3 separate regions of the Mus musculus genome follow, and regions 2 and 3 are each linked to region 1. Evidence: chromatin loops called from intact Hi-C (ENCODE). Cell type or tissue: left cerebral cortex. All regions are shown on one strand.

What was found. Peaks named below come from ENCODE experiments on the same cell type or tissue, not always from the same donor. Only the 100,000 strongest peaks of a DNase experiment are listed, where the experiment ranks them.
Region 2: it touches region 1 in a loop (4-fold over the local background); 4 of 42 quality-filtered maps call a loop at or near these places.
Region 3: a loop joins it to region 1, with 4 times the contacts of the local background. A loop is called at or near these places in 4 of 42 quality-filtered maps.

The regions. Positions count from the first base shown.
Region 1 is chr11:65,157,000-65,164,999 of GRCm38, reverse strand. Arhgap44 (Rho GTPase activating protein 44) reads left to right here and starts at 2,039. Exons shown (of 20, transcript NM_001099288.1): 1 at 2,039-2,414. The coding sequence starts at 2,362. It overlaps 1700086D15Rik (a long non-coding RNA gene), which reads left to right and starts at 5,100. Exons shown (of 2, transcript XR_003949567.1): 1 at 5,100-5,132. It overlaps LOC115487730 (a long non-coding RNA gene), which reads right to left and starts at 5,120. Exons shown (of 3, transcript XR_003949568.1): 1 at 4,787-5,120; 2 at 2,611-4,179. In left cerebral cortex, no CTCF peak of the experiment used is centred here; DNase peaks (open chromatin) are centred at 3,334, 3,741, 6,844, 7,252 and 4 more places; H3K4me3 peaks cover 2,339 bases; H3K27ac peaks cover 1,525 bases.
Region 2 is chr11:65,065,016-65,073,015 of GRCm38, reverse strand. It overlaps Arhgap44 (Rho GTPase activating protein 44), which reads left to right. Exons shown (of 20, transcript NM_001099288.1): 4 at 5,860-5,936. Among named protein-coding and RNA genes, the nearest start is that of Elac2, 90 kb to the right of the region's middle. In left cerebral cortex, no CTCF peak of the experiment used is centred here; DNase peaks (open chromatin) are centred at 3,199, 3,818 and 7,860; H3K27ac peaks cover 1,480 bases.
Region 3 is chr11:65,054,487-65,062,486 of GRCm38, reverse strand. Arhgap44 (Rho GTPase activating protein 44) reads left to right here. Exons shown (of 20, transcript NM_001099288.1): 5 at 2,552-2,663; 6 at 5,114-5,190. Among named protein-coding and RNA genes, the nearest start is that of Elac2, 79 kb to the right of the region's middle. In left cerebral cortex, a CTCF peak has its summit at 863 (motif pointing left); DNase peaks (open chromatin) are centred at 828, 4,056, 5,531 and 6,677; H3K27ac peaks cover 425 bases.

The DNA.
Region 1 (8,000 bases):
GCAAGGATGGAAATGGAGAGGAGCTCCAGGAAAAGAAGGTCCAGCGACAGGACCAAAGTGGGATCCAGCTCAAGGGGAGGCCCCAAGACCTGACACTATTACTGAGGCTATGGAGCGCTCACAAAAAGTGACCTATCATGACTGCCCTCCAAAAGACTCAACAAGCAGCTGAGAGAGTCAGATGCAGATATTCGCATCCAACCAATGGACAGAAGTTGCTGACTCCTGTGGAGGCTGAGGAGGAGGGTGACCCTGTAGGAGGACCAGCAGTCTCAATTGACCTGGGCCCCTGAGATCTCTTGGACACTGGAACACTATCCAGGCAGCATACATCAGCTGATATGAGGCCCCCAACAAATATACAGCAGAGGACGGCTGGGTCTGGGTTTAGTCAGGAGAAGGTGAACCTAACTCTCAAGAGACTGGAGGCCACAGGGAGTTTAGAGGTCTGGTGGGGTGGGGGGTGGGGACATCCTTGTGGAGACAAGGGGGGTGGGGAGGAGGTATGAGATGTGGAATGGTCGGAGGGTGGAACAGGAGGGGAATAACATCTGCAGTTTAAAATAAATATAAATAAATAAATAAATAAATAAATAAATGAATGAATAAAGGATTTTTAAAAACTCAAAATAGAAGTACTTTGTTTATATAAACATGACGTTGACATGACTGTATGTTGCCACATACAGTCAGTCACAAGCACGATGCCTTCACTGCTAATTGACCAGAACTCTTGACCTAATAAGCAGAGGCTGAGCTCACAATTAATTAAAGATTTCATGTTCATTCAGCCAAAACATGCCTCAAACCATCATTTGTTCCGCTGGCCAGTAAGACACTTACATCCATATTTAGGGCATCTTTCTACTGTAATCAACACACTGCAGAGAATCTCGGGTCATAGATGGATGCTCTTCCTTTTTTTTTTTTTTTAAACTATTTTCATAATAGGAATGATCCTGGATTTTCCCATTATGCTATCTTCCATTGTATCTGCCACAGTGGACTACATGATAGCCTGTATGTAGTTAGATTTGGAAAACAGCACTCTTTCATTTCCATCTACCAAACAGCAGTGCTTTCTACTTGAGATAGGGAAGCTGGAGATGAGAGAGTCCCAGCAGTTTTCCTAAAATTGCTGATTAAATATGTGAGATTCTAATGGGAAGACTCACATTTGTTTGATCCAATGTCTCTACTGCCCAACAACTCTGACTTGATATATATAAAGATGACAACTAATTGAGATCACATGTGATTTTCTTTCTTTTTTTTACATTATTTATATTTATTTAGTGTGTGTGTACGTAAGACAACATGCAGGAGTTAATTTTCTCCTACCGTGTATGTTCTAGACACTGAACACAGGTCAATAGGCTTCTTTACCTATTGAGCCATTTGCTGTCCCCCTCACCTGCCACCTTCCAAGTCTAATGAGCCACAATTTCTTTCAACCAGCTGGTAAATGCCAGTGGGCTGCCCAGCTGATACCATTTCAGGTCTAGTGGCGGTAAGGAGATGGACATAGCTATGGTAATAGAATCTAAATCATACAAGAAAGCTGTCTCAGGTTGTGCTAGTAGACAAGACGTTACTGATTCAATCTTATGTAAACTTTTGGTTACTTACTGGGTTTGAAAAAGATTAAGGATGGCATTTTGGGATGCATGCTACGCCTAGTTCGAAACCCCTTTGTCCCAAGCTTAACACTGTGATTGAACACCAATAAGGTGACTTTATACAATTTAACGAACACATCTGCCTAACATATCTTCATATGAATTCAACACTGAACATCTCGCATTCGCTTGAGAGAAAATAGGAGTCAGACGTTTACTCTGTTTGTTGTTGTGTCGTTGGTTTCACTATTCAAGCACGAAAGTATTTCCTTTACTACAAGGCTAAAGCCTAAACGTCTTGGTCATACTGTCTTCTCTCACCTCTGCACAAAAGCTGTCCCTACAAACTTTGGACAGAGGAAAGGTGGGAGCGGCAAACTACAAGTCCCAGCATGCACGGCGCATTCCGCACAGGCGCACGGGGACCACCCGGCCAGCTGGCTAGCCAGCCTGCGGAGACTCCCCGGTTCGCTCGCCGGGCTGGGGCTGGGGGCTAGCTACAGCTGGGGCTGACCGCCGGGCGCCTTGGGCGGCCCCGGGCGTGGCACAGAGAAGGATGCGGCGGGCGGACTAGGCGGAGGTGCTCTCGGGAGGCTGGGCGCGGGCCAGGCGGCTCCCCAGGCTCCGCAGTGCCGCCGCCGTCGCCCGGGAGGCTGGGCGCGGGAGCCATGTAACCCTGCGGTGGGCTCCGGGCAGCTCAGTCCTTCCCCAGCTCCCGGGCTAGCGCGGCAGCGGGGCCACGATGAAGAAGCAGTTTAACCGCATGCGCCAGTTGGCCAACCAGACGGTGGGCAGGTAGGTCACCCGCTGGCCGCCCAGGGCCGGCACGCCCGCGGGGCTGCATCTGCCAGGCGCAGGTGATGGAGCTGCCCGGCCTGGAGCTTGTGCGTCCCTCCTGGGTCCGCGCGGGTCGTTGGTGAGACCTTTCCTCTCCCGACCCCTGCTCGCTTCTCGCTCGCCGGTCTAGGCTCAGAGAGTGACGCATCCTCACCTGCGTCCCCAGCTGCCCCTTCACCTCGCCCTCTCTGCCTTTCCTCGGGACTCCCTTTTCCTCTGGTAGCGATTCTTCCTGGAAACAGGTGTTTGCTCTGCTGGAGCTGCTGGCTGCCGAGTCGTTGGCTGCCTCTGGAGATCTCTTCCTCCCTGCGCCCAGTTCAGGGCTGCTTAGGGTCCTGAGGTAGTGTTGGGCCTGGTCGACACCCTCCTTCCCCACTGGAGCCCTGTTTGTTTTCAGGGGCTGTGACTGTATGGGATGCTGGATCACTTTCCTGGCTGTTTTTTCCTCAGCGTTTGGGGGTGGGGAAAGGATGGCGAGAAGGGGGAAGGTGCTGGCTGATGTAGGCTCGGTCCCAAGACTGATTTCAGTGGAGGGAGGGAGGGAGGCTGCGAAAGTGAGGTTCAACTCCCTTGGAAGATGAGAGGAGGATCAGAGAGAGGAGGATCAGAGGCTCTCAGCCAGGTAGGGGATGGGACAGTCTCTCCTCCCTCCCAGTCCAGAACAGCTTGGCCCCAGGAATCTGCAGGACCCAGACTGCTCTCATCTTGGTGAACATGGACTAGATCTGGGCCAGTGTCTCCAGGAGCGGATCTGTGGGGTGCCAAGATCTATTAAGGTTACATAAGGATTCTTAGTGGGTCCCGTCCAAAGCTAGACATTCTTGAAACACAGGCTTGTTAGATAGAGGGGGATTTTTCATGGAATCTGTGTGCCCAGGGCCGGATTTCTGTGTGGTTGTTAAAGGAATTTAGGTGTGCAGTTTAAAGTAAGCAGAAAGGGAAGAACCAAGCCTTGGGTGCAATTCAAGTGCAGGCTCCACACATAGAGTGCTCTCGGCCAGGTTTGTTGAGAAACCAAATACCTTTCTTGGGTGGGAAATGGAGCTTGAGCTGGCACCTGGTAGGGTGGGGGTGGGGACTTCCCTGGAGAATAGAGGACATGAGGGAAGCATACTGCCCTAGTTACAGTGGGCATTTGAGGGCAGGGGATGTGATGGCTTCTCATGCTTTCAGGAACTCCAGATGGTTTCCAAGTAACCTAAGCGTTTCCAAGCTTCTAAACTAGACTTGGATTCATTTTCCCTTCCCAAACACATGTGCTTTAACATGAGGGGGGAATTTATGAATAGCAGAGTCAGATTAGCCCAGATTTTTGGCACGGTATTGCCACAAATATAGCCTCACGTGGACTGTCTTTGGTATGTTGGATGCTGAGATAGTGCTTTCCTGGTACTGGGGGGTGTAGCTGTTGGTTGTCAAGCTGACCATTCTTTACTGTCTTGGCTTCTGGATCACACTCCCTGGGCTCTGGCATACATGATGGCAGTAGACATCCCAGGGGTGGGCCCCTCACTCTGACCACAGGTTGCTGTTTCTCATGGAGTATTCTCAGTCCACTTAGTAGCCTGGTGTTCTCTTGGAGTGTTAGAGATTGGTGCTCGGATATAGATGTCTCAGGGAAGGCATTCGTGTTGCTTCCAGACACCTGGCTCCTATCTTCCTTCAGGACTTGTTTTTAAGTTGTGAGATTTTTGAGGCATGGGCATAGGAACTATATTTTTCACTGTCATTCGTGGAGGAAATGAAAAATAGGCAAAAGCAGACTGAATTATTATTATTATTATTATTATTATTATTGTAAAAAGTAGTCTTATGTATTCAAAGAACATTCTTAGAAGTACAAATCCAGGGGCTGCACCCTGCTATGCCAGAGCTGCTGAGCGCTTAGGTGGATGACCAACATGTACAAAGTTGAGGCCTGACTTGTGTCTGTTTTGGTGAAGTTTAGAGTAAACTGTTGAAGCAAAAATTAGTTTAGGATACTCTACTGCTTCAACACTTCCAGTGCCATCATTTTGCTTAGCAGCCCCAGCATTTCAGTAGCCACATCCCTCTGGACCCCCCTTTGTCTCAGCATGCTCATTTTGTCTTCCTGTCTCCCTGTCCCTGAACTCCTGTGCTTCGGACACATGAAGCCCAGCTCCACTTTAGAGATTTGTTCTTGCTGACCACCAATTTTTACTACCTGGTTGAGGATGTGGTCTTCCCAAATTGCTTTCTCATCAATCAGCACTTGGCTCTCAGGCTCAGATAAAACCCCTGCTCCCTCACTCTTACCCATCATTCTTTTCATTTTTGTCCACTACTCCCCACAGTTTGAAAGCTTGTACCTTTTTGATTTTTGCCCGTCTGTCTCCAGTAGAATGTATTGATCACCCTCGCATGCCAAGGGCACAGAGCAGTGCCTTGTAGACGGTTGGTGCTCGGTCAATATTTATTGCCAAGATGAAATGGTTTACTTCTGGCCAGTGATGGGAATGAAAGGAGGTAGCGTGGGGGTTCTTCTTCCTATTGAGAATGTTGAGAGACTCAACCTGTGCATTGGGAAAGGGGCCATGATTTGCTTCTTAGTATCTCCACTCACTAGCAGCTCATAGTGCTGGAAGTCTGGATGGTAGGTGTGATGTCATAAAGTGCTTTGTAGAGAGGCCTTAGTGACCTCTTTCCGGTAGAGAGGTGAGCTTGAGAGCTGCTCTTCTCCACCACTCCCCACCTAGCTCACTTTCTGTAACTCACAGGTTTTGGGATTATTACAAATGAAAAACTTCTGGGCATTGGCTTATCTTCTCAGAACTGGGCATATCTTAGTAGAAATCAGCAACTTAGCATAGCAACTATAGGAAGAGTCTAGCATGTATGGAGCTCTGGGTTCAGTCCTCAGCACCACATGGTGATACATACCTGTAATCCGCCTGAAGGTAGAATTGGGAAGGCAACATAGTGAGTTCAAAGCCAACCTGGACTACATGAGGTCTTGCTTTGGTCATCTTCACATGTTTCTGCCTTGATTTTCCCATATGTGTTTCTTCACTTCCGACCCTACTCTGGAAAGTTCTCCCTGGCCAGCCTGTGCCTGCTTATCAAGTGATTATCAAGTGGGACACATTTGCATGGTTGCTTAATGATCTTGTGATTAGCTCTCTGCACATTTTTTTTTATTAGCAAAATGAGAACAGTGATGGTTGCCCCTTGGAGATATAGACATTGTAATGATGGTGGAGTTACCCCAGAAAAATGGCTAAGAGTAGCTTTAGGATCTTTGGGCCAGCATTCTAACTCTTTTTGGATGGCATGTTGTGCTCAGTTATTCAGTGTAAAATCACTGGCTGTCTCCTCTGGGCCACACACTATTCCGATCTGGGAATATTACAGTGCCGTGATCTGGGAATATTACAATGCCTTGATCTGGGAATATTACAGTGCCTTGATCTGGGAATATTACAGTGCCGGGCAAACTGAAGTTCTGTTCATTGGAGCCTGAATTCTAAGAGTGTGCTGCGCTTTTGATGGTTCATTTGTTGTGTGATCTTTAACTTGCCGATCATCTTCCCAGCTCGATTTGTAAGCTCCTTTGGAGGCAGAGACAGTGTGGCATGCAGAGGGTTCTCTGAAATTCCTGGGCAACTGGATCAAAAGATGTATGCATTGTAAGCAGAGGACTCAAGGAGAGTAGTTCAAAGACGCAGGGAGAGCACCTGCTGCTGCCTTTTTGGAGGAGCGAAGGGCGGCAGCAGCTGCTGGGTTGTGGACTGGAAGGAGGGCTCAGCCTCATGCATGCCGCCATTTGCTGCTTGTTGTTGTTGTTGTTGAAACTTAGAGTCTACTTGGGGTTCTACCCATCCTGAGAGCCTGTTCTTCTTGGAAGTGATATCTGGCTTGTCCTGGGTGAAACACAGAGCTGAGCGGAAACTTTAGCACAGGGCGAAAGAGAAGATACAAGAACCGGAAGTCAGCCCCTGAAGAGAAGATACAAGAACCGGAAGTCAGCCCCTGTTAAGGACTTGTTTTTCGGTCTGTAGGTGGGGAGCACAGTAAGCCGCCATCTTAGAGGGCTGGGATGAGGTTGGAGAGAGCCTGGCCTGGTGAAGGGCTCACCAGATGGACCACGAAGGTTCTGATCGTTTTTCTTGAAAGTTGACCCAGTCTTTGGAAGACATTAGCCTTCTATGTACAGGGTCTTGGAAATGGGTTCCAGTGGCGACTACCCAACTGCTCTGCGAGGGGTCTGCCCTTGGAGGAAAGCTGGCAGAGTTCCAGAGGAAGCAAGGAGCCCCAGGCTTGTAGATGGTAACATTGTAGGTGCGAGCAAGGCTGTTTGGGTTGCGCTGGGTTGTGTGGGTTTAGAGGTGCTAAGTTGGGGGGTGGAAGGATGAATTTTGCCTCCAGAGCTCTGCTTTCTATTCCTCGACTGCTAGTGTGCAAGACAGAGCTGAGAGGGCTTGGTTTCTCCTGCAGCCTTGCCAAGCCTCGCTGCCGCAGCGCAGCCTGCACAGTTGAACTGCAGGCAGTCCAGGCATCGGCCAGTGGTCCCGGCCGGCCGGGCATGAGGCTGCACAGGCTCTAGGAACAGTGGTCCCCGGCCGGGCATGAGGCTGCACAGGCTCTAGGAACTTTTTTTTTTTTTTTTTTGGTTATTTGAGACAGGACTTCTCTTTATAGCCCTGGCTGCTCTAGGAACTTTTGGCATAGCTGGCATTTCTGCTCTGGCCGAAGCCACTGAGGACCCTTTGCCTGAAGCGACGGCTTGTCCTTCAGTAGGTCTCTGAAAGCCATCAGGCAATCAATAGGACCAGAGGGGAAAAGTCAGAACAAGTCTAGATTAGTCATCACCTGCTTTTGCAAAAGCTGGCTGTGATTTGGACTTCTCAGATCAATGCAGGCTTCTGCAGCCTCTTTCTATGAGAGGCAGCAGGCTTCTCCAGACCAGAGACTCCCCTTAAGTTCTTCAGTAGAGAGAGTCCTGGGAGCCCAGGCAGGCCCTCTTGCTGAGGTGTGGCTTTTGTGCTAGCAGACCACACTGAGCCACTCATGACAGACTGGCAGAGGGACAGAGAAGGCCCTTTGCCCTTGGTTCTCCATGCCCCTTACTCTACAGGCCTGTCCCGTCTCCCCTCAGATGGCCTGCCTGTTCTCTGCAGTCAGCAAGAGGCAGCCTCACTTTCTTGGAGAATTCTCTCAGCCCAGACCTTCTGCAAGTCATTGTGAGGGAGCCTTTTTTTTTTTCCCTTGAGCAGCAATTAATCACCTCCCCTCCCACTTTTTTCCACCAGAGGAATTCATCAACACTGATTGGTAATTTTTTAATAATGGTGATAAGAAGCATTGTTTTCTTGTGGCTGTTTAAAAAAGTAAATTAGTAGCCATGTGACTAAAACAGTAATTTGTGGTTATTTGTTTTAGAGGGATCTGTAAGCATCCCTTTTATTAGTAGTCAAGAGCAGATTATTTCCAATGCTATTTCTGTGGTGATGGGAAATAGGGAGGTTATGGTCTGGCTCAGTGCTGAGAGCTCTCTGAGCTCAGAGAGCAGGTTCTGGGGACACA
Region 2 (8,000 bases), 92 kb after region 1:
TCTGTGGTTGGTGTTTGTTGGATTAGTTTTCCTTTGGAGTTGTGCTGGCTTGTTTGCAGTGGTCTCCCTGAGCCTCAGTCTTAGCCTTGGCTGTTGAGAGTCACAGAATGAGAGAATGTGCCCCACGCTTCCTTCTGTCTCCTGCACCAACTGACACCAGCTGGACTGTGCTAGCTCTCTCTCTCTCTTTACTGTCCAAGTACTTGAAACATTCAGATATTTGGATTATGGAGTATCGGTGAACATTCATGGTATATCCTGGAGCTGAGGCATACCTAAACATGAAACTCATTTGTCTTTGTGTCATCTATAGCCTGGGGATGAAGTTATTTGATATGTTGGTGTGTTTCTGTTTTCACTGCAAGCTATCACATGTGGCCAGGTATGGAATGCTTACTGACTGGAAACAGCCAGTGCTCAGTACACTTCAGATCTTAGAGCATTTAAGATCTTAGAGCATTTAAGGTTTGGGGGGATTTCAGAATGGGTATACTCAAACTCTGTTTTCTGTAGGAATCCCTCATGTCTGATATAAATAAAACTTCCTTGGATCTGGAAAATATCTAGAGAGAATCTTGCATGGGTCAGGGATTTTAGGAGGCTGACCCTTGCAGTCCTACAAAGTGCCTGCGGGTATGAGCTCCCTTTATCAAAGATGCTCTAACGTGGTACGCAGGGTGATGTTCCTGGTGGGGACCTGGAGCTCAGGTCACCTTTGACCCACAGCCTTTCTTCTGCTGCAAAGTAAATGATTCTAAGTGTAGTATATTTTTCACGAGTTTCATGTGAGTGCCAAGCATGGTGTCACACACCTGTAACTTCCACACAATGGAAGTGGACAAAGGATCGTGAGCTCCAGGGGAGCCTTGGCTACATAGTAAGTTTGAGGTCTGGGTGGGCTGCAGGAGACCCTGTTGACAAACAAAACAGAAGAGTCCAATTTCACTGTTACTGCTGGAGGTTTGAAGCTAGACTTTAAAGTTGTCAGTGAACTGACCCTAATGTATTTCCTGGGCTAAGACAGAATTATCTAAAGTGTGAAGTTTTAGCTGGTTTGGGAGTTCTGCAAATTCCTTCCATTTAGCAGAGGTTGGCTTATTTCTAGATCATTTTGAGGTATGGTCATAGTCAACAGGTCTGAAGGTAAGAGTGTGGGGAGAATGGTTTGTAACTCAGCCCCCAGGAGAAGGGGCCCTGCCAGGCTTCCTGGGGACACACAGGGCAGTACTGGGTGTGTGGTCAGGAAGTGAGGTGTAAACAAAAACCTTTATCATGGTTTCTGAGGGAGGAAGAAGGGAGGCAGGTGGAAGGCTTCTGGTTAGGTTGAGTAATTTCTTCAGGCTGTGAGGTGATGGGCTGTACTCCTGAATTGGTACCACCTCCTAGTGGCATGACTGGATATTTGGATTATGGTCAGGAGAGGGCTTGTGAAGGCAAGTAGTGGAGCAGGGCCTTGGGATTGGTTGCTTTGCATGTGGAAATTCTGGCTGCATTCTATGTTATGTCCAGAAATTGGGTAGGCCTTAACTGTGGTCCTGAAAGCTATAGCTGCTTGCCCATGCAGATGGGAAGTCTCTATTGCCTTGTTGGTGAGAAGAGTATTAGCAACTCTTGGTTGCTTGATTTATCTGGGTTCCCAGTATAGGATGGAGAGGGGCAAGCATGTGTATCTCATTTCCATGTTGCATCCTTAATCAGGTAACTTGTCAGTTGTTAGGGGTCTGAGCTCTGCATATCTTATGAGAAGCTCATACAATAAAATAAATGGTTTGCCTCCTTTGTTTAACAAGTATTAGAGAGTACCATGTCTGTCACATAGGGTAGTGTATGTGCCAAGAAGCATGTTCGGATGGACCTCTGTCCTGGAAGGCCCAGGTTAGAAACAAGCAGGTTCTATGATGGTCACCAATTACATTGATTGTTTCCTAGTGCTACTGAGCAGATCACTAGGAATCTCATGGTAGGAAGTGGGCTTGTGATAGACATAGACAAGATGGTCAGACCCGAAGGATGCAGGGCCAGGAAGGAGTCAGACATTCTTCAGAAACAAACCATGTGGAGGGCAAGTGGACTTCAGAGAAAGAGGAGGGAGGTGGTGTAAGGATTGCGGGGGATTAGTTACGCCCGATAGGTCAGGGCTAGGACCTAGACCTCAGCCTTACGGGTGTCATGGCATCCCATTTGCTCACCGCTGTGCGCGTGGCAGAAGGGAAGGCCACTTAAACATATATGGGCATGACCTCGGTAAGGCCACAAGGAACAGGGAGCTGGAAAAGCCAGCATCCTGAACAGATACTGCTGGCAGGGTATTCCGACTCTGCCCTGAATGTACCAGAGAAGAGGGACCTGAGTGGCCACTGACTTTGTGGAGCTGAGATCACCCAGAGGAAACTAGGAGCTGAGAAAACTAATGGCCTTTGAGTCAGGAACCCAGGACCTGTAACACTGGAGGCTCTCTTAGGAGGATCTAGCGAAGGTCTACCCACTGGCTCCAACCTCCATCTCAGATATTACAGGTTATTCTTTCCTTTCCAGAACCCCCAGCCAAGCATGCTACCCCCTCCCCTGTGAACTCTCAGCCAAGCTGGCCAGAAGCTTTGCTGCCTCTTCTGTGAATTTCCATTTTGCTTTGCCTTGCATCCCTGCCCCTGTCCCTATGGTTGTCATCTGATGGTGGTTCTCATCAGTCTTCTCTCTCTCCGTATCTCATCGTCGGCTGCCTCCCACGCAGGTATTTAGTATGGGCACCAGATGAGGCCACTGTCCCTGTGGAGTCCCACCAAAGGACTCCCATCCACTGTGGAGCAGAGGAGTCTGGACTCCTCACTGAGCCTTTCCTCTGTGATTTTGAGCTCAGCGTTTGCTCCCGTCGTTCTGTTATCCTTCTCGGACTGCACTAATATTCAGAGCACCGCCTTCCCTCAGAGCCTTTGGATTTGCTCTGACCCCTGTGTGCAGTTCTTTCTGAGCATTTCAGGCCAGTGACTTTTATTCATTGCTCTTCTCAGGCTCCATCTTATCATCAAAGATGCACCCAGGGCATCATCTCCTTCCTCTCCCATGGCTCATCACCCCACCTTGTTTTCTTCACAGTGCCTGAAGCACCATGATCACTGGTCTCTGTCACTTGTAACCAAGCTCCATGGGAACAGGGGTTTGCTCTTCACCAGCTGTGTTCTCAGTGCCTAAAACAGGGCCCGCCACATGGTAGGCGGTGATAAAAATAGACCAATGTCAGGAACAGACAGTCCATGAGTATTTGAGGCACAGGATCTGCCTGACACACTGGCCCACCAATTTAAAACAACAGGCAATTTCGTGAGAGGGCTCTGAGGTCCAGCCTGGGGTCTCCAGCGAAGTGAAGCTGCTGCTTCGTGTTGCCTGCAGAACCTTGAGGGAGTGAATGGCTTCATAAGCCTTAGCTGGTTCATTTTGAAAGTGGTGATAGCGGTGATTTTTTACCATGTGGTGACATTTGTGAGTTTAATGAGATAGTACTTGTAAATGACTGTACTGTGCTTAATTTGTGCAAGTACTAAGGAGTTTCAACCTGTGGCTGTTAGCAAGGCCCTGGGCTAGCCTCAGGTGCCCACAGAAACCTAGTCTGGTCTGAGCAAGAAGAAGCCTTGGCCTTTCGGAGCCTAAATCACACACACTGATTTCTAGGACTGAGAATTAGAGGAAAGTGGGAAGTAGTTTTCAGAGTCACATGAGAGAACACAAATACAGATATGTGTGGGGAACAGAGTATGGGAGATTTTATGCCTGAGTCATCTTACAATCCATGCCTCTTAAGCCCAGGATAATTTTAGAAAGAACAGTCATTTCAGATATGACAGGCGGATGCATCTAAACCTGGGGACACTCTGTCTTTTCTTGTCTTATTCTTGAGTTTTTGCCTGAACTCTAGAGCGGGTGACAAGTTAATTCTAAGAGCTTATCTTCAACCCGGAAAACCACAGGCTAGCTTGAAGCCTGCTACAGAATTCGTTCATTCAACAAGGATCAGGATCAGCAGGGATCCATGGCAACAGTGGGGATGTTTTTAGCAGAGGGGATGTGTTTAGCAGAGGGGATGTGTCCTTTCATATGAAGAGGAGTTTGGCAGAGGATGGGAGAAAGCAGATAAGGCCTGGGTGATGGGCAGTTGTTAGCTATAAGGTGGCTACGGAACCTATTGGTGTAGATCCCTTACCCTGGCCTCAGGGAATTCCTTTAGAAGTAGAAGTGAGTTGTAGCTTGTTGGGGATACAGCCCCTTAGCCTCCATCCTATCTGCTGCCTTTGATGGTGGGCTGTCCCATCTTCCTTGCCGTGAAGGCACCACCTCCTTTACTTCTTTCTTTGCCCCTAATGTCTTCCTTCTGGTTTCTTGATTCCTAACCCATCCACATAAATAAAAACATCACTTTTCTTTTTGTTACCCGTCCCACCCGCTTCCTGACCTTGGAATCCAAGCCCTCAGATTCACCTCCTTGTCTTTTCCATCTCCATTTTCTAGATGTAATAATAGGAAACGATGTGAAAAATAATCTCTACATACCCAGGAGGACAAGACCCAGAGACAGGAGTGATGTGTTGCTCACAGAAGGAGGGAGGATCATTGTGGCTCAGGGTTTCAGGATCCATCATGGGGAGAAGACTTGGCTGGCATCAGGGCTTGTGCTGTGACTTGCTCACATGTCAGAGGATCAGAAAGCAGAGAGCTCAGGCTGGAACTGCGGCTGACATGTAACTATCAAATGTGTATCCCTGCTGGACTGTAACGTTCACCATTCCACCATTCCATGACCAAGACAGGTTCCATTGTATTCCAGAACAGTACCACCAGCTGGGACAAACTTTTTATACACATGAACCTATATCAAAGTGTATACTGACGTTTGTAAGGAAAATAGAGAGTAAAAATGAACACACATGCAAGAGTGAGATGAGCTATGGTTAGACTTTTAGTAGAAGGGTGCACAAGAATTGAGGCACCGTCATGGCATCTGGTGAAGGCCAAGAGATGGCCTTTTACAAGGATAGGCAACATTCTCTTAGCCCATGGATACTTGAATTGTTTCCATCTTCTGGTTGTCACATGGAGGCTGCTGGTCACACTGGGGATCGTGTGTTTGCTCTGATACTTGCTTACACCTCCTAGGGACCTTTGGGCATCCCAGGAGTGGAACAGCAGCTTCTGTTAGTCTTTAAGCTGCTACTGAACTTTGCCAGAGTGAAGGACTGTTTGAAATTTCCAGTGAGAATGCTCTTCTAGGGCTGGAGAGATGGCTCAGCCATTAAAGGCTAGGCTCACAACCAAAATTAAAAGAATGCCCTTCTACACATGCTAAGCTAATGTTCATCTTCTACTTAAATCCAGGTGAGTGTGGGTGAGGGAGGCTCCTTGTTTGGATGCCTGGCTGGGTTTCCTGAGTCACTAACGAGCTGGAGCGCCTTTGCATGAGCCCGCCGGCCTTTACTGTGCACTGCAGTCCTATGTGAACACTTTTGCTCTGCTGAGTATGTGCTGTCTTGTTTATAGAATGGGGTGGGTAGTCTTATGCAGGAAAGAGCTGCATTGCTCAAACCTCCATTGGCATGGTTTTGAAATAGTCTGTTTCTCCCTTTTTGTTATCCCACTTCACCTTTAAAATGTAGGGATGGGCTCGTTCACTAAAGCAATACATTGTTTACTACGCTTCCAATTTGTGTTATCTCTTAAGTCTAGCCCTTATTAGCACTTCAAGATTAAACATGTTCTGAAGTTAGCTTATTCCACAGTTATATTAGTAAACTATCTTTCCCAGTATTTGGCTTTGTTGCTTCAGAGGATGCGGGTGGAAGATTTTCAGTGGGCCATTTCTTTCCTTTCCAGAAAAAGTTGCCTCTGACGACTCTGGCGCAGTGCTTGGTGGAGGGGTCCGCGATCCTGGGCGATGACACGCTTCTTGGGTAAGGTGACCCCATGTGTGTGCTTGTACTAAGTCTAGAGGAGTTCCCATCTGCAGTCAGGGTCTAGGACGCCTCCTGGAGCCCCAGGTGAAGGGACTCTAGTCAGCTCACAAACATGGCTCTGGCAGGCCTCGCCCTACTCCTCACTCCGTCCGCTTTGCTAAAACCCATTAGCTTACATTCCTCAAGCTAGCCAAGAACATCTATTCCCTTCTTTGCCCACGTCCTCCTTTGGTGATTGACCACCAAGGTCCAGCTATCAGAGTACTGAAGTCTAGCAATGAGAAGCCCCCTTTGGCTAATTAACTTAATTAACCTAATTAACAAGCCCCATTAGAATTAGACACCTCATTCTTTACAAGTTTTCCCCTTTACCTTTATAAACCACTATTTTCCTATAGGCCGCATCTGTCTCTTCTGTATCTAGAGCCAATCCTTGTCCTCCGGGACAATATCCCTATGTCCTCTCCATTCTTCCCTCCCCTTCTCCCTCGTCCTCTATCTCCTGCCTCCTCTGACTCTTATTCCCTGCCCTTTGTCCCTCTTGAGCAACTAAATCTTCGGGTTGGGAGCTTGGTCTTGGGCTGCTGAGCTCATAGGGATCCTTTCTCCAGAGCAATCGAGTTCTGGGTGCGGAGGGAGTTGTTGCCAGGACAAATCAAAACCCCTAGCCAAGGTGCTGTTGTTTGTGCCACGAAGGGAAGTCTGGCGAAGGACAGTGAGATCCCCGGGCTCGCGTAGAAGCCGATGGATGACCGACATTACATGTCTTGAAGGTATGTTGTTGGCAGCAAGACAAGACAAGCTCATTGGAGTTGAGAAATCGTCAGTGTCCACCCCTCAGCAGCCAGTTCAGCACCATAGGAGGCAAGAATCACAGAACAACTCTTAAGAAAGTGCAAAATAATAAACTGGAGTGATTCAGTGTAACGAATCAAAAACAAAGTCCTTGACAAAGGAAACTGAATCACGTGGGCAGAGCAGAATCAACAAAAACCAAAACCTGAACTCTTTAAAACTGAAAGCAAGCAGCTGATAAAACTTTGGTGAGCTAGAGTAGACTTTATACACGAGGGAGAGTGGATGATCTTGGAAACAACACAGTGAGGCAGAAGTCGGGGAAGCGAGAGCCCTGTTACCAGGGGCACTGGGCACTGCGCAGCTGAGCCACCTATCTAGCCAGAATACTGAGGTAGAAAGTGGAGAAGGGGAAGTTTGGAGCTGAAGATTTTGAGCTGTGGGTATGAAGGCAAACATGTCTCTTAAATAAAGGAGTGTGAAAAGTTCTGTGATCTACAGGAAGATAATCGCCATTTAAAGTCAGCCAGAGGATAAAGGTGATTGCCTCTAACAGCCTTAAGCTGATAACATTCGTGAGCTAAATAAATGTCAGGGAGTGGTCAGGGATGTGTTCCGGTACGGAGTAGGAATTCAAGAAAACTGGACGCCGTTTATGCTAAACGAAGTCATTATCGAAGAATAAAGGGAAAATACAGGATTTTCAGGCTTCGAATTAGGCCTTGCAGCGTGAATTTGAAGGTAAAGTTTGCATATCAAGTGGACTGAAGTTTCACGGAGTGGACTGTATTCAGAGGGAAGCCATGCGGTGAGTGGAACCCAGAAGAACTTGAAGTTACTGTGCTGTCCAGGAGGAAGACGTTCGTTTTCCCTCTCGCCTTCCTAGGCACCTGGGCCAGGGCCCTGCAGATCAGATTAACACCTGAGAGCTCGCCAGGACTCCCAACATGTGTAAGGCATGCACACGGGGTAGTTAGGCGATGAGTAACGGGGCGGTGGGGGTGGTGGTGGGGGGAACGTGGGCTTGTACAGCATTTTGACAAAAGAGTAGCAATGAGGAGACAAAGGGAGAGGAGTTTCTTAAGTGGCAGATTGTGGGAAGGGAAGCTGTGGGGAGGTGACAGAAGGCAGGACGAGCTGGCAAAAATTACAACGTGGGTTCCTGTGACTCTGTCTCGGGATCTGGAGGTACCTGGTGATTAATATCTGTTCTTCCAGATAGAAGTGAGGAGGGGCATGTTTGTAAACCTATTTCTTGCGTTTAGG
Region 3 (8,000 bases), 100 kb after region 1:
CTCGGGGTTTGGGATCCTGAACAGTAGTGGCTGAACGCTGCACAACCTTCTGGAACTAAGCATTGTACTGTTAACAGAGAACCAGAATCACGATGCTTCCCGATCCACCAAAAGCAGCAAAGGAAGCTAGCAAGTTAAAACAGCCTCCCCAACAGAAGGAGACACTGCTCAGTGCTGTACCCAAGGCCCAGTGCTCAGTGCTGTACCCAAGGCCTGGCCAGTGGAAGCATCGAGAGGGATTTGAGAACTGTGGCCCTAAAACATGCCTTCACTTCCTGAGGAGGGTGAACAACACGGGCAGAGCCATGGCAAAGCCCAGAGATGCTGGAGGAAGACTCTAGGGAGACAGCTGTGTCTGAGGGACCAAAGGGAATAAACTCAAGGGTGGCACGTGTCCAGCAGGGGTGAGCTCAAGAAGGCATGGCTCATACCTAGTAATGTTTAGTGCCCTGAGCCAGTTGGAAGAGTGGCCGGTGTTTGGGACTCAGTCAGGCACACAGCAAGCAAGCCTGAGTGCAGAGCCCAGTGCTCAGGATGCAATAACTGTGCAGCTTAACTCCAGTACTGGTGGAGTAAGCCCTTCTCTTAAATCTTGAGACTAGTTTGTACAGTTTGGGATTTTTATAGTTTTAGAATAGTTACGTAGCTTTTATGGGGTGTCTTTAATATATATATATTTAAAATGCTTCAAAGACTCCAAATTTTAAAAGCTTCGATTTGGGGAGATTGTAGAGGTGACTCAGTGGTTAAGAGCACTGGCTATTCTCCCAGAGAGAATCCAAACTTAATTCCCAGCATCTACATGGCAGTTTACAACTGTCTGTAATTCTAGTTCTGACGCCCTCTTCTGGTCTCCATAGGCACTGCACGTATATCATGAACAGAAGAAGAGAAACACCCATAGACAGAAAATAATAATTTAAATAATAAAATAATAAAAATTTTAAAGTTTGGATTTTTGAATGACAATAGGTAGCCTACAATATATAGTAAGATATAAATAATGTAAATAAACAGAGAATGAGGAAATGTGAATACAAATTATTAGTTTATATAGTTAGGGGGTCAACAACTAATGCTTAACATTGTACAAGTTAAGAAGTAGCAGAAGGAGTGTGAAGGAAAGTGCCAGAAAGCTAGGTTGAAAGCACCCGTGTAAAGGTGCAAGACTAAAACCACAAGCTGGAAGTTGACACTTACAGTAAGTGATAGGTAGAGAATTAGAGCCCATTTTTCATTTCCCTCCAGATGTATGAGTATATAAAGAATTGCAAATAAATTCAAATAACTAGATCCCAGTTCAGAAGTAGCCAAGGACGTGAGGGATATTCCATGGACCCTGGGTCTTGGAGAGCCTGAGAGAGATGGCATACAGATTCACCAAGTTGATAGGAATCAAGATGTCCATATTCAGAGTCATGAGGCACAGAGCAGTGGAAACCCTCAAACATAAGAAAAGAGGCTGGGCATGAATGTGTATGTATGCAGATGTGATATATGATATATGGTATATGCATACATATGAGCTATGCATACATACATATATACATACATACTACAGCAGTGTGTGTGTGGTCGCCAAAATCTTTTGATCATGGAAAAGCTTAACATGGAGGTAGGCATGTTCATAGAAAGGAACTCCACATAACAAAGTGATGAATTTCCCATAAGCAAATATGAACAAGTCCTAAAAATCAATGCGTGTGAAAAGCAAGTAGAGCCGAGGAAGCTCACTAGTAGTGTTCTTGCTGGGTGTGTGTAAGCCCTGGGTTCAGTCCCCGCACTGGGGAAAGAGCCATGTATGCAAGATAAACTGACTATAAAACCAATGCTGGAAACATTTTTGGCCAAATGGTAGCATCATATTATGTACAAACCATGTTAGAATAGAGAAGGCATTCTGTAAGCTGAGAATAAATTGTGTTCTTATTCTTTTGTTGATATTTAAAACATACCTGAGTTTCAATGAACATTGTACGGTGTAAAGAGGACAGCCATTTGGGAGAAACTAACATCTTTGAAATAGTCCCTTTTCTCAGAAAATGGACTTTCTCTTTGTTATGTTGCCTACTATTTGGTCAGTCTTGGGCAATCTGTAGGGTGACTTTCTGGCTTTTTCCATATACACACTAAATATTCACTGTGTTCTAAGTAAGTTTTTGTGGCTTAGGAGAACGGTCCTAGTGGAATTGAGTTTTAGGTATATGTTTGAAGGTGTGGTGTGTTCGAGGACCCATCTTACCTGCTCTCTCCGGCAATCCCAACCGAGAGAGGAAGCAATTGAATCCCAATGCTGGCGGATTGAGCTTGGGTGATCCTGTTTCCCCCTCCCTCCCCCCCATTTCTCATAGTTCCCATGCATCCCCATTGTCCCTGGCAGTCCCTCAGCAGTGTTTGGAGTAGGGGATAACTTCAGACATGGAGTCAGTGGGAGCAGCTTGGCCACCGGTAGCCATAGGAACCAGCCAGCTTATTGACACTGACTTGGAGCATGACTCTGCCTGATGTGGCGGTCCAGGATATTCAGGATGCCTTCCCCCCTTGCTTGCAGGAAGATGCTGAAGCTCTGCGGAGAGACGGAGGACAAGCTAGCTCAGGAGCTGATCCACTTTGAGCTGCAAGTGGAGAGGGATGTGATCGAGCCCCTGTTCCTGCTCGCTGAGGTGAGGCTGAGCCTGGGACAGTGACAGTCTTTTCATGTCCAGCCCTCCACTGTTTCCTTCCTTCTCGCCAGCCGCTGACCTTGTCTTCCGTCAGGATGCATCATGACCACACCATGATCAAGATTTCCAAGGACGGTGGAGCTTTCAGCTTCTTTCCCTCCCCCACTGTCTTCTCTGTTCACCTTCGAATGGATAAGCATACAAAGCCAGGCAGACTCACACCCATCACCCCGGCCCCTCCCAACGCCCCGTTCCCTGCCCATCTCCAGTCTTTAGCAACTAGTGTCATGAATGGCAGCTTCCTCCATAGGAGTCTGGGGAGCTGATGTAAGAGCATCTTAAGGTCTCTTTGCTTGGTGTCCTTTTCTTCCTGGATTATACAGGATATTAAATTAAACGATTTTATTAGAAAGCTATCTTAACGTCTTTGTGGCAGTTTCCCTAGTTCCCATCTCACGCAGCTTTATCCGCTGAGATAAACCGCGGAGGTTTATGGGCCTCTCAGTGTGGATCTCTCTGTTGCATTTCACTGGCCATACAAAACCTAACAGTTGCTCTGTGTGAGAGATGGAGCTGTCTGTCCCTGTGCTGTGAGCTAGCCCCTAGCCTTCTCCAGCCATGACACACATCGAATGTGGTTATTAGTGCAACCCGGGAGACTCAGACTTAATCCTAGTTGTCTTCTGCCCATTTAAATTTAAACTGACGTCATCTCACACGACTAGAAGTTTTAGAAGCTCTGTAATGTTGCCCAGTCCACATCTGGTTTCATCTCTAGATCACCTTCAGCATGTCCTTGTCTCTCCTGTATTCTTTCTGAGACAGAGGTATAAATAAATAATTGGGTATGAACCTAAAGGAGATGGAAGAATAAATTGACACGGTGCTTTGACGGCTCAGCATAGAACAGCTGTAAGCCCTTGGATCACACACTGTGGATGGAATCAATTAACCATTGACCTTATTCCCATCTGCCCCTGGCGGGAACACTCCTGAGAGGCACCTGCTCCTTATAAGGCTCTGGCCAAAGCCTGAAACAACCCCAAAAGTGTGTGTGTTGGGGTGAGGTGGGGGAGACACAAGACTCAGCAGGGAACTCAGGCCCCTGGCTGAGACTTGAACCACACTCTGCCTCCCAGCCCTGCCCCCCAGCTCTGTGCATGCTTGGGATGCTTCTTGCTGTTGAGCTGTCCTCTCCATGCATCCCTCAGTCCAGCTCAGCTGAGTGGGCAGAAAGCCTCTCCCTCACGGAGCACTGGGTTCTCTCACATCCCCCCACCCCCACGCTTCCCCCGAGTGTTAAAAAAAAAAAAGCCTGAGCCCCAAGATGATTTCCATGCAATTCATAGCCAATTTTCCTTTTTAATTTTCCCATCCTGCCCTACTTTTGCTGGGCCCGAAATCAAAACCCTGCACTGTAGTCTTCAAGGAAGTCATTTTTAGAAAGAGAAATATAAAAAGAGCATCCACATACAACCAATATGGAAGAAGCCCTTGCAGGAACTCCACGGAGGCCGAGTTATTCCCTGCTGACTGTGGGAAACCTTGCTTTATTTCTATAAATATGCTAACATGGCTCCTTTGTTTCCATAAATATAAACTGTATGTCCTAGTGGTAGCCCTCAGCAGATGCTTGGCATCGCGGGTCTGCTAAGGCCACAGTTTCTCTGAGCTCAACTGTTCACTTGAGTTAGGTCTGCTAGCACTCAAATGGTAGTGTGCCCTTCCTTACTCCTGCTTTTGGCCCTTATGGAAGTAGACACAGAAGCCATTGGCTCTGTTTCTGTTGTTGTTGTTTTGTTTTGTTTTGTTTCTTATTTGTTTGTTTCTGGTTTGGCTAAGAGCAGGAGTGTGGCTAAGAGCAGTGCTTCCCTGGGCAAGCAGAGATACGCAGAACCTAGAAATGTCCCCAGGTAATGAGGGGCCTGCTGGGTGTCCCGGGGAGAAAGAACAGGTACAGCTTAGGGATTTAAGGAATTGAATATTTCATCTCCTACTGGTCAAGAGAACAGTGTTCTATGTATGCAGGATAAGTACTAGTTCTAGAAATGCAGTGGGCAGCTTGGGGTGAGGACACTATACTGTGTCCTTTAGATGTGGGGGACAACTCTCAGGTGGATTTTCACACCACACACACACACACACACACACACACACACACACACACAGTGGCGAGGGAGGGAGGAAAGCAGTAGCTATACTAGATGATAAATCCAGGAGCTTGACATTAGATTGTAAACATGAAACATAATTGCTACTTGTGGATGACTGGATTCAAGACAGTGGCGAAGGGGAAAAGGTTTTACTCTGAAAACAAGGACCGGGAGACTTGCAGCAAACATTCAGGTGACTGCCAGTAATTCTTCCAGCATTCTCTGAGAGCCTAGCTCTTCCGATATTAACCTTGACCTTGGGTTTGACTGTGTGTCTCCTCTCTTCTGGAACTACAGGTGGAAATTCCAAATATTCAAAAGCAGAGGAAACATTTAGCCAAGCTGGTGCTTGACATGGACTCTTCCCGGACCAGGTAAGAGTCCTCCCTCTCCCTCCTCCCTCCTCCCTCCTCCCTCCTCCCTCCTCCCTCCTCCCTCCTCCCTCCTCCCTCCTCCCTCCTCCCTCTGAAGAGACCAGGTAGAGTCTCTTCCCTTCCTTTGCAGCCTCGCTGACGGGACCGTGATATTTGGGGGTGGGAGCAGGTTTGTGTGTGTGCATGGGGGTAGATCTCATCTGTTAAGTTTCTCTTACTACCTCCTGTGTACCAGGCACTGGAGGTAACAGCAGACACCAGAAACGTGGGTTCCCTGCCCATCTGGAGGCTACAGTTGAATCTGAAGGCAGACCTTGGGCAGGAGGACAATTTTAGGCAGCCATCTATTGAAGAAGAAGATCACACTGGCTATTTTTGGAAAGGAACAGTAGAGGAAGAGGCACCAGCATCAGATGGGGAAACAGAAGAGTGCTTTTTTGAATAGATGGTTGGTCAGAATCTATACAACCAGAAGGAGGCAACGGTGCAAAGATGTGGGGGAAACTGTCTAAGCAGAAGGGATGGTGCACAGGGCCTAGGGTGGTGTAATTTTGGGGTGCAGGAAGAAGGTGCCTGACCTAGGGAAGAGTGGGCATGAGAACCAAGAGGCAGAACAGAGATACATTATGTGTGCATCAAGGAGATGTGTGCATTTCTCATTCTGGACATGTGTCCACTACTAAAGTGGATGGTGTAAAGGGAGAGTCCCTATGATAGCCCTTCTGTGAAGCAACTCCAAGGCCATTCTGTACCTGCTACTCACACTACAAACTTCCTGTAGTTTCAGGAGATCAGTGCCAGAGGCCCTGATGTTGACTGTGGCTATTACAGGTGGACATGGTACATACTGCCTTTTATCCTTACAGTGTTCTCTGTGTGTGTGTGTGTGTGTGTGTGTGTGTGTGTATGTGTGTGTGTGTGTGTGTGTGTGTGCGCGCGTGTGCATGTGCACACACAAACCTAAGTTAAATGAGCAAAAGTTCACACACACTGGTCTAGAAGGAACTGTTTATTCCGTAAGTCCTTTGTAATTCAGTCTGAATCACTTTTTCTCATTTTACTTTTATGAAACAAGCAAAACCAGAAAGCTCTTGGGCAGAGGGATTTAGGATTAAGAGCCTGCCAGTAGGGTTCACAAATCAGGAAACAAGATCCAGGCATGCTCTTTTGTAGACCCATGGCCTTGGATGAATCACTTCTTAGAAAGTCGCTTGGCAGATTACTGTAGGTAGCTCAGGCCCCTCGTGCTCTCCGCTGGCTTTTCTTCATGAGTCTGGTTTAGTAACTGATGAGAGGACTGACCCAAACCCCCGTGATACTGACGCTCCAGTCAGTTCAGTGACGGTCTTTAGGGTGACATGGACATCCTCAGTAAAGGTTCTTGCTCTTGTCCCTTGAGGCTGAGTGGCTGCATGCAGTCTGGGCTTATCTGCCTTGTAGGACTTTGCTGACAGCCACATCAAGCAACCAGCCAACCACTGCTTCCTGCCATCTCCCTTCAAGCTGCACACTTAGTCAGCGAGGAACAGCTGTCAGGATACAGCCATGAAATTCACACTGACTTCCGGAGTGATAGTGAATAGCAGGAATCACAAATTACATTCCTGAGGTGGCTGGTTCTCAGCATCCCCCCACCTCCACACTCTTTCCCCATTCAGCCACATTTGGTGGGTCCTAACATGGGTGACGAGCTGCGTCTGGCCGTGAAGGCATTCTTCCCTCCTGGCTGCTGCCCGTGTACTATATACCCCAGTGCTTCTGCGCGGAGCCCCCTTAAAGTCATTTTTATCTATCCTCACTCAGCACATCTTGGTCAATACTTCCATGACTAGGTCTTTGAATTTTAGTACTACACTAGTGAATCTGTCAGATCCATCTTACTTATTCAACCTTTAATGAGGATTGAATCAAACACATGGCATTTGTCAGTGTTAAAGTAATTCTGTTCTGTTTGCTGCAAGTCAATGAAATAGATCTAAATATACTGACAGAAAACTGGTGTGAGCATTGAGATCTGAACTGCAGCCCTTAAGGTCCCCCCCCCCCCAGGCCCCCAACCCCCGCCTCACCTATACACACATTTTAAAGCATCTATTGGCTGGTTCTTAGGTAGCTTGGTCAGGTGGTGGCTCTCTCTTGATCCTATAATCAACATGGATGTGTATTTGTTATCTCATATAACTTACAGCTATGTTTTCCCATGTTTTGTATGACCCAAGTCCCTCAGTACTCTAATGCCTTTACTTACAATAGCTGACTCTGGATAGTTGCTGTCAGTCCACAAATGGGTCTTTTATGTAGAGCGCATCTCTATAGGAAGAGTCATCGGGGATTCCTGCTAGCTTCTCTTACTGTTTCAGCTTAGAGCAATCGCTTTTCAAATTTCTCTAAATGATTATCTTGGAATCAGTGTAGTGCTCAGGGCTTGGGTCCTCCTGGTAGAATGTAACCAGCCCAGCATCTGAGAGCCTTTGTACAATGGTTTTCCTTGTTGCATTCTGACAGGCTGAGATACCTTCATTTTGTCACTTTCTGCTATTAATGCCCCCTTGAATCCTATACCCCCACATTCTTATGTTTGTCCTACAGATAAGAACAACAACCCAGCAGAACTACCAGTTAGCTATCTGTTCATTAGATTTTTCACTTAATTCTGGGGCAGGGGAAGTTGTTGTCCTGGTATTTGGACCCCTCAATTGCCAGGCTGTACATGATCTGGGGGCTGGGGGAAGGCCCTTGTTTGGCCTGTACTTATATTGTATTTAAAAGAAAACCTCTCATCTTGGTCACATTTCCATCAGGGAACTTCC